Linked DNA regions of Homo sapiens: region 2 is linked to region 1. Evidence: read pairs that join two places in POLR2A ChIA-PET (ENCODE). Cell type or tissue: MCF 10A. All regions are shown on one strand.

What was found. Peaks named below come from ENCODE experiments on the same cell type or tissue, not always from the same donor. Only the 100,000 strongest peaks of a DNase experiment are listed, where the experiment ranks them.
Region 2: POLR2A ChIA-PET joins it to region 1 with 5 read pairs; 2 of 35 experiments call an interaction of 5 or more read pairs at or near these places.

Annotation. Positions count from the first base shown.
Region 1 is chr5:98,870,851-98,874,850 of GRCh38, forward strand. CHD1 (chromodomain helicase DNA binding protein 1) reads right to left here. Exons shown (of 36, transcript NM_001270.4): 26 at 2,743-2,873; 27 at 1,567-1,705; 28 at 1,201-1,351. Among named protein-coding and RNA genes, the nearest start is that of CHD1-DT, 56 kb to the right of the region's middle. In MCF 10A, no CTCF peak of the experiment used is centred here; a DNase peak (open chromatin) is centred at 2,041.
Region 2 is chr5:98,958,841-98,962,840 of GRCh38, forward strand. All of the region lies in intron 1 of CHD1-DT (CHD1 divergent transcript), which reads left to right. Among named protein-coding and RNA genes, the nearest start is that of CHD1, 32 kb to the left of the region's middle. RefSeq lists an enhancer at 3,933-4,000. In MCF 10A, no CTCF peak of the experiment used is centred here; no DNase peak of the experiment used is centred here.

The DNA.
Region 1 (4,000 bases):
GAAATGTACTGGCTAAAAAATGCTTAACCATTTAAATATATATATAGTTCACCAACAAGTTTCAATTATTAATATTTGTAGGAATAAACTCAATGCAAAATGTATTTTTTATACGTATGCCAGAGCCAAAAATTTAATTTTTCTGAGAATGAATTCTAAACTTCAAAAACCCTCAGATTATCTTTCAAAATGAAAATAGAAAGCATAAGGTTGTAAATTTCCTTCAAATATACAAAAGTGTACTTAACATCCACTATTAAATGTTATATAATCCTTAAACACCTTCCCTTCTCAGTAAAAGTGTACTTATATATAATGTACACAGAAATTCCTAGACTACAAGATGTCATCCTTCTAGAAGAAGACCTAAAGCATACACTGGGAGGAAAGTTTTACAGGGGAATCTAGACTACTTAATTTTTTCTTCACAGTAACAAATGACAAAGCACCAATATCTAAAGGTTCCCAACACACAGGATAAACAATAAGGAAGTTCTCCCAGTGTTTCCCATTTTAGGCAAAAAAAAAAAAAAAAAAAAAAAAAAAAAAGGATTTCAGCTAGCACAGTGCAACCAAATGACCAAAAATACTACAATGCCGATGTTTTTTAAAAATAAATATAAAAGATTTTAAGGATTTTGTCTTACTGGAATAATAAAATTAATGATGAATGGGTACAAATATATAGTTAGATGGAAGAAATAAGACCTAGTGTTTGATAGGTGAGTAGGGTGACTACAGTTAGCAATAATCTATACATTATAAAATAGCTAGAAAAGAATCACTTAAATGTTCCTAAAGATAAATATTTAAGGTGATAAATGTTCCAGTTACCCTGATTGCATCTTTATATATTATATGATTGTATCAAATTATCACATGCATCCAAAAATATGTACATCTATTATGCATCAAAAATTTTTTTAAAGCTAATGATGGAATAAGACTTTTAACCTCGTAATTTGAAAAATAATACACCTAATGCCTTAATAACATATAATTTCACAGTAACGCAAAATCTCAGAAATCATTTAAATTTGATCCTTTCATGCAAAGCATCTTCTAAACGCACCAAGGTCACACAACCAGCTAGTGCCTTGGTTTCCAGATTTCCATTATTTCCAACATAATTTAAAAGCAAGAATTAGAATAAATTAAATTCAACATGAATGGTTAACAGAATCAGAAATAGATAAATACCTTGTGTGTTAGACTGAGGTCAGGATCCATTTTAATCATTTCCCAGCTTCCATATCCATATTCATAGATGCCAATTAACAAATTGGAATCATCTTCTTTGCCCCAGTCTATATCAAAATGAGCTGCCTTTGTGTGGCATGGGATAGTATACCTGGCATCAAAGTTAATAACTAATGATAAGTTTGTAATTGCCTTAACTGAAAAATTAATTTTGAAAAACGTGAGTCATTAGAACTTCAAAATAATATGCTTTATTTCTTCCTTTTTTTTTTCAAAACTAGCCAATAACACCATAAAAATTCAGCACATTCATTTTGCAATTATTGAATAACAAAAATCTTACAATGGAGAAAATAAATCACTCACTGCTTTCTTTCTTCTGGATCAGAAGGAATGGATTTGTGCAAAGGTATTAATTCTTCTTCATGGGAGATGACTAGTTTGGCATTCACCTGTACTCCTGATATTCGGAATGTTGGACCCTTCACTTTTCCGAGTCTACCACCTTGATTTTTTTTAAAAAAACCAGTATTTTTAAAAGTATAAAACATAATTCTACAAAACACCAAGCAACTGATGCTATTACTTATGTTATTTAACAATAAGTATTCCTTATTTATATTATTAAGAGATTACTGGAAAACCTTGAACTTCATTACATATGAACAAGTGATAATAATCTTGCAGATGCAAATTCACGAAAAGTATTTCTCTAAGTGTTTTACCAATTACATAAGATGGATCAATCTACTAATACCGTCAGCCTCTAAATAAAGAATTATAGGATGATGACTCAGGGTTCACTCTGTCGCCCAGGCTGGAAGTGCAGTGGTGCAATCATTGCTCACTGCAGTCTTGACCTCCTGGGCTCAAGCAACCCTCCCACCTCAATTCACAAGTAACTGAGACTACAAGCACGCACAATCACACCCTGCTAATTTTTATGTTTTCATTTTTCTTAGAGACAGGGTCTCACAATGTTGCCCAGGCTGGTCTCAAACTCCTGGGTTCAAGCTAAACTCCCATCTCAGCCTCCAAAAGTGCTAGGATTACAGGTGTGAGCCACTATGCCTGGTCTGCTTATTAAATTTTATCTAAATAATTTTTATTCAGGTAAATGAACAGCAAAATAAGCATAATAATAAAATAATTATGTCCCAAACCAATATCATATGTGTATATTTGCATTATATTTTCCCAGTCATCTATACTAAAAAACCTATAGATACTATACATATTGTACTGTGTGTGTGTATATATACACATATATCTATGAATGTACATATGTGTGTGTATAAAACAGTAATTTCTGACCTTACCTCCCAGACAGAAAATGTCAGGGGAATTAAAAACAGATTCTACTGCCTTCGAATTGCAATTCTGTTCTCCATTTCCTATTACCCAGAATAGCTTTACTTTGTTTTATAAATAACCTTTTGAGACTGATGAATAAATAATTTAAGATATAATATCTAGCTCAATAAAGCATATTTTGAAGCTTTCATTTACTTCTCTTTTAAATCACTCTCAGTTTAATGTTACCTGTTCGTTCTGTTCCTGAAGAACTATCCTTTAATGCTTTAATGCAACCATTATGTACCAATTCTCCCAGTCGTCTAAGGTCTGTTTCTGACTTATCAACTAACTCAGCATCTCGAGCAATTGCATCTAATCTGTAACAAAATAATCCAATTTTCAGGTAAATATGTTAAATGAAGTGGTGCCATTTAAGATTAAGTTTCACTCTATTTCAAGATCTGAATATCACTCTACTGCATGCTCTATATATTCTTGTTCACATAAATGGCAGGAAACACATAAAAACCAGGACAATGTGGTAGACAAACAATTCATTTATATATTCAATAATAATGAGTTTAATTCATTATAGAGCAAATGGAAGATTATATACCAATTCTGTAAAACCTTTTAATAACTGATCAAATTTTAAGATGTTCAGAATGAAGTGGTAAAGCTTTATAATTGTAAACACAAAAGCTGAGTAAAGTTCTGTAACTTTTTATTACTGTGCACCAAATAGATATGAATGATTAATACTCAAGACATTTTTTCATCTAAAATAATTATGCAAGTATTTCATTATATTTTAAGTATGCCATCTCAAAATAAAACAAAATATATCTATTTTTGAAGGGATTTTTTAAGAGTAAAAAAATAAACTAATTTGAGTCTTTGCTGATCTATATTCAGACAGTGGGTTGGCCACAACAAAGGGCAAAGAATATCCAAATCACAATAATTACTGAGATTATCTGATAACTTCAAAAAAACTATCTTAATTTGAATTTTAATACAGTTTGTATAATAAGAGAATGAATTTGAGAAACTTAAGAAAATATCTCTACTTAGGGAAAGCAGAGCTGGTTAAAAGGCTGGGTTAGCCTTTGGGAGGCTGAGGCAGGCGGATCACCTGAATTCAGGAGTTCTAGACCAACCTGGCCAATATGGTGAAACCCCGTCTCTACTAAAAAAAAAAAAAAAAAAAAAAAAATTAGCTGGGTGTGGTGGCATGCGCCTGTAGTCCCAGCTGCTCGAGAGGCTGAAGCAGGAGGATCACATGAACCCATGAGGTGGAGGTTACAGTGAGCCAAGATCGCGCCACTGCACTCCAGCCTGGGAGACAGTGAGAGACTCCATTTAAAAAGAAAAAAAAAAAAGGCTGGGTTAGCAACTCAGCCCCTCTATGGATAAATCTGCTCGTGCTACTTTTAAGTTATTGATGAAAAATGAGATAAAGATTGTAAAAAGTGCCTTACCGTCATAAAAGTGCAATTTAAAC
Region 2 (4,000 bases), 88 kb after region 1:
ACTCCAGCCTGGGCAACAAGAGCAAAACTCCGTCTCAAAAAAAAAAAAATGTTTTTATGCTTTGTAAGTATTACATTCAATGCCATGAATTCACGATGCCTAATATGTTGCCTATTATTCCCTTGGGTCAATTTCTTAATGCGGTGAGAGCCATGGGCTTACACATTAACTGTAAACATTTACAATGTTTGGAATCGGCTTGCACCTGTAATCTCAGATACTGGGAGGCTGAGGCAGGAGGCTTGCTTGAACCCAAGAGTTCTAGGCCAGCCTTAGCAACATACCAAGACCCTGCCTCTATAAAAAAAAAAGTATCAATTAGTCAGGTGGGTGGCAGCACGTGCACGTATTCCAAGGCGCTTGGGAGGCTGAGGCAGGAGGATCATTTGGGCCTAGGAGTTCAAGCCTGCAGTAACCTATAATCATGCCACTGCACTCCAGCCCGGGTAAGAGTGAAACCCTCATCTCTCTAAAAAAAGAAATTACAATGTTCAATCAAATGTACATAAACATAGTATTTTTATATACTTCCTTCTTTCTGAGTAAATGAATATTTGTTGGGGGAGAGCTTATAAATTAGTTTAAAATAAAAACTCTTTATATTTGGTTTATTTCTTATCTTTACTATATTATTAATAAGAGGGCAGCCATAGACTATTTTTAAGAATTCTATAGCCTACATATATTTCAGAGGCAAAAGTCCTTTAATTCTGCTTTAAAAACACTTAGTTCAGTAACACATGGTACATACTTTTTTTTTTTTTTTTTTTTTTTTGAGACAGAGTCTCACTCTGTCACCCAGGCTGGAGTGAAGTGGCACAATTTCGGCTCACCACAACCTCTGCCTCCCTGGTTCAAGCAGTTCTCATGCCTCAGCCTCCCAAGTAGCTGGGACTACAGGCTCATGCCACCATGCCCGCCTGATTTTTATATTTTTAGTAGAGACAGGGTTTCGCCATGTTGGCCAGGCTGGTCTCGAACTCCTGACCTCAGTTGATCTGCCTGTCTTGGCCTCCCAAACTGTTGGGATTACAGGCATGAGCCACTGCACCCAGCCAGTACATACTATTTAAACTCTGCTGACACATCATTTATACCTCTGATATAACCCTTAGAACGTGGAGGGTCCTAAGTAACTGTCTAACCGTCTCATTTTATAGATAAGAAAAGTAAAGCCTGAAAAGCTTACATGACATGTCCAACACTACCTAGCCACTTGATGGCAGAGTTTATGCTTCAGAATTACCTAGAAATTCAAAAGATAATTCAAAAATCATTTACATTATCAAATTCCCAAACAAACCTGATGACTTTTCCTGCTCCTATATCCTAATTCTCATTTGCTGTTTTTCTCCTCTTGATATGTTAATATTTGCATACATCTTAATTATTTACAGAGTATTTGAGATAACCCAGCAGCATATTGCATAAAACTCTTAGGTTTGCTTTGTACTATAGTAATACGTTTAGGTGATTGATTGATTGATTGATTGATTGATTTTATTTTTTGAGACGGACTTTCACTCTTGTTGCCCATGCTGGTGTGCAGTGGCGTGATCTTAGCTCATTGCAACCTCCGCCTCCCAGGTTCAAGCCATTCTCTTGTCTCAGCCGCCCAAGTAGCTGGGATTACAAGCATGTGCCACTATGCCTGGCTAATTTTTGTATTTTTAGAAGAGACAGGGTTTCACCATGTTGGTCATGCTGGTCTCAAACTCCTGACCTCGGGTGATCCATCCGCCTCAGCCTCTGAAAGTTCTGGGATTACAGGTATGAGCCACCATGCCCGGCCAAGTTTGGACGATTTCTAAAAGTCATTATTTACAGCACGTTATAATGACATCTATACGTCTGTTAAAAATTATTCTTTATATAGGCTTTGAACATTTCTGACAAAAACTGTATTTGTGTTTGTTCTCAATATTGTAGTACTCACTTTAATGCTATAACCTGAGGAAACTGAAGATCAGAAGCATGAGGAGAGACATTTTTATGTACTTGTTTCTCTTAGTTAAAAGATGAGTTCCCTCAACCTTGGTTTTCCCACGCAGGTTTGTCTCTGCCTCAGAGATGAATTGAAGAATTATTCTCACCAGCAGCAGGTGTAGTTAGTCAGTTTACCAACATATTTGTTATATCACGAGAATACTTTGGTCGTCAGTAATCATTTTTTATGATCCACTTACTGACCAACCAGAGATTCACTAAATACACACACATGCACACACACACACACACACACACACTTGCAAAGCTACAAATCAGGTTCTATGGTGGATGATGAGGTATGACCCCCACCGCACCCCCCAATTCTAGCCCCTTAAGGACTAAGACACTTAGCGCCCGTTTGCCCAGAGTGTTGGCTGCTGACTGCTGGCAGCTACATTCTTCTTGTGAAATTGTTCTTTACATAAAGAAGCTGCTTCACCTAAGTTTACACCCCCACTATCAATGTGGGAATACAAAGGCCTGGACCCTTGGCTTTAATTTAGAACTTCTCTGAAGGGGCTTCAGAGCTCCCGTGGGTCAACTGAGGCCTCTGTTGTAACTTCATCACAGTTCAATTTCTCCCTCTCTAATCCTACTTCCTTACCTCTCACAGATCATGTTCCTGAGAGAAACCCTCCTTTCCACAACAAACCTCCTACATGCGCACCTCAGAATCTCAGTCTATTTCCTGGGATCCCAACTTGCAGCTGCTTACAAATATGTGTGTGTGGAAATGGAAGGAGAAAAAAGAAGAAGTTTGAATGAGTTGATTAATTTTGCCTATCACATGTGGCATAATCATGGGAGAAAGGCCAGGAAAACAAGGCTTGGATATTAAATTCATTTTCTTATATAATACTACTGGTTCTATTTTTTCTATAGTCCTTACATTGGATTATCATTTAATTACCTCTGAATGTTAGACTACCTCATCCTTCCATTCTTTACCCACTTTTCTCTCTATAATTGCATAAAGAGGCCAGATGTGGTGGTGTACATCTGTAATCCCAGCGCTTTGGGAGGCTGACATGGGAGGATCAGTTGAGGCCAGGAGTCTGAGACAAGCCTGGGCAATATAGCGAGATCCAGTCTCTTAAAAAAAAATTATAAACCATCTTTTCTATTCAGGTAAGTCCTATGAATTTAATTAGCACCTATACACACGTGGATTCCTAAATCTTTAGCTCCAATTCTAACCATTTTCTGAGGTTTAGATAAGAATTTTCTAAGCCTATTTGACCTCTCAACTTGAATTTTTGACAGACACTTCAAATTTATTGTGTCCAAAACTAAACTCATTACCATCTAAACCACTTCCCCATATAGTCTCTATGTTTTAATACAGTCACTATCTGCCCAGTTCCCCTAAAGTAAATGATCTAACCATTGTTAATCTTCCCATATGTTATACTGATTGATCACCAAATCTTGAAAATTCTAATCAGAAATGTAAAATCTATTTTTTCTACTGCTTTACTTAAGTCTTGTCATTTTATTTTCTTTTTTGGTCTGAAAGGCTACCTAGATATTCAATTTTAGTTCTTTAACCATCCTCCCAGTTTTTTGGTGTAACTCACCACATACCACCTACCTTTACAGTCTGTAAAAGAAACTGTATCCAGCGGTATTTGTGAAAACCAATTTGGGCCCCACTTCCCTGTTTCTGATCCATTACATATCCTGAGTTCTTATTCTGTCTCTTTTACTTCGAATTGGCATTTATGTGTGTGTTTGGGCTCTTGTATCCATCCTATCTATCCTGTAGGATACAGACTTGGCTGGCTGTACTCTGGACCCCTGCAGGTGATGTTATCATTCTCATACTCTGAGCTGAAGCCTCTGGGTACTAAGGATGTAGCAGTCAACAAAAATTACTATTCTCATAGAGTTTACATTCTAGTGGGAAAAGTGCATCTGTTGAAGCTCAGAGATGAGGGAGGGGAATAACCACAATATTTACACTTTCTCACCTGGCTGACCTAGTTTGTTAAAGAGGGAGAGAGACTGTTTG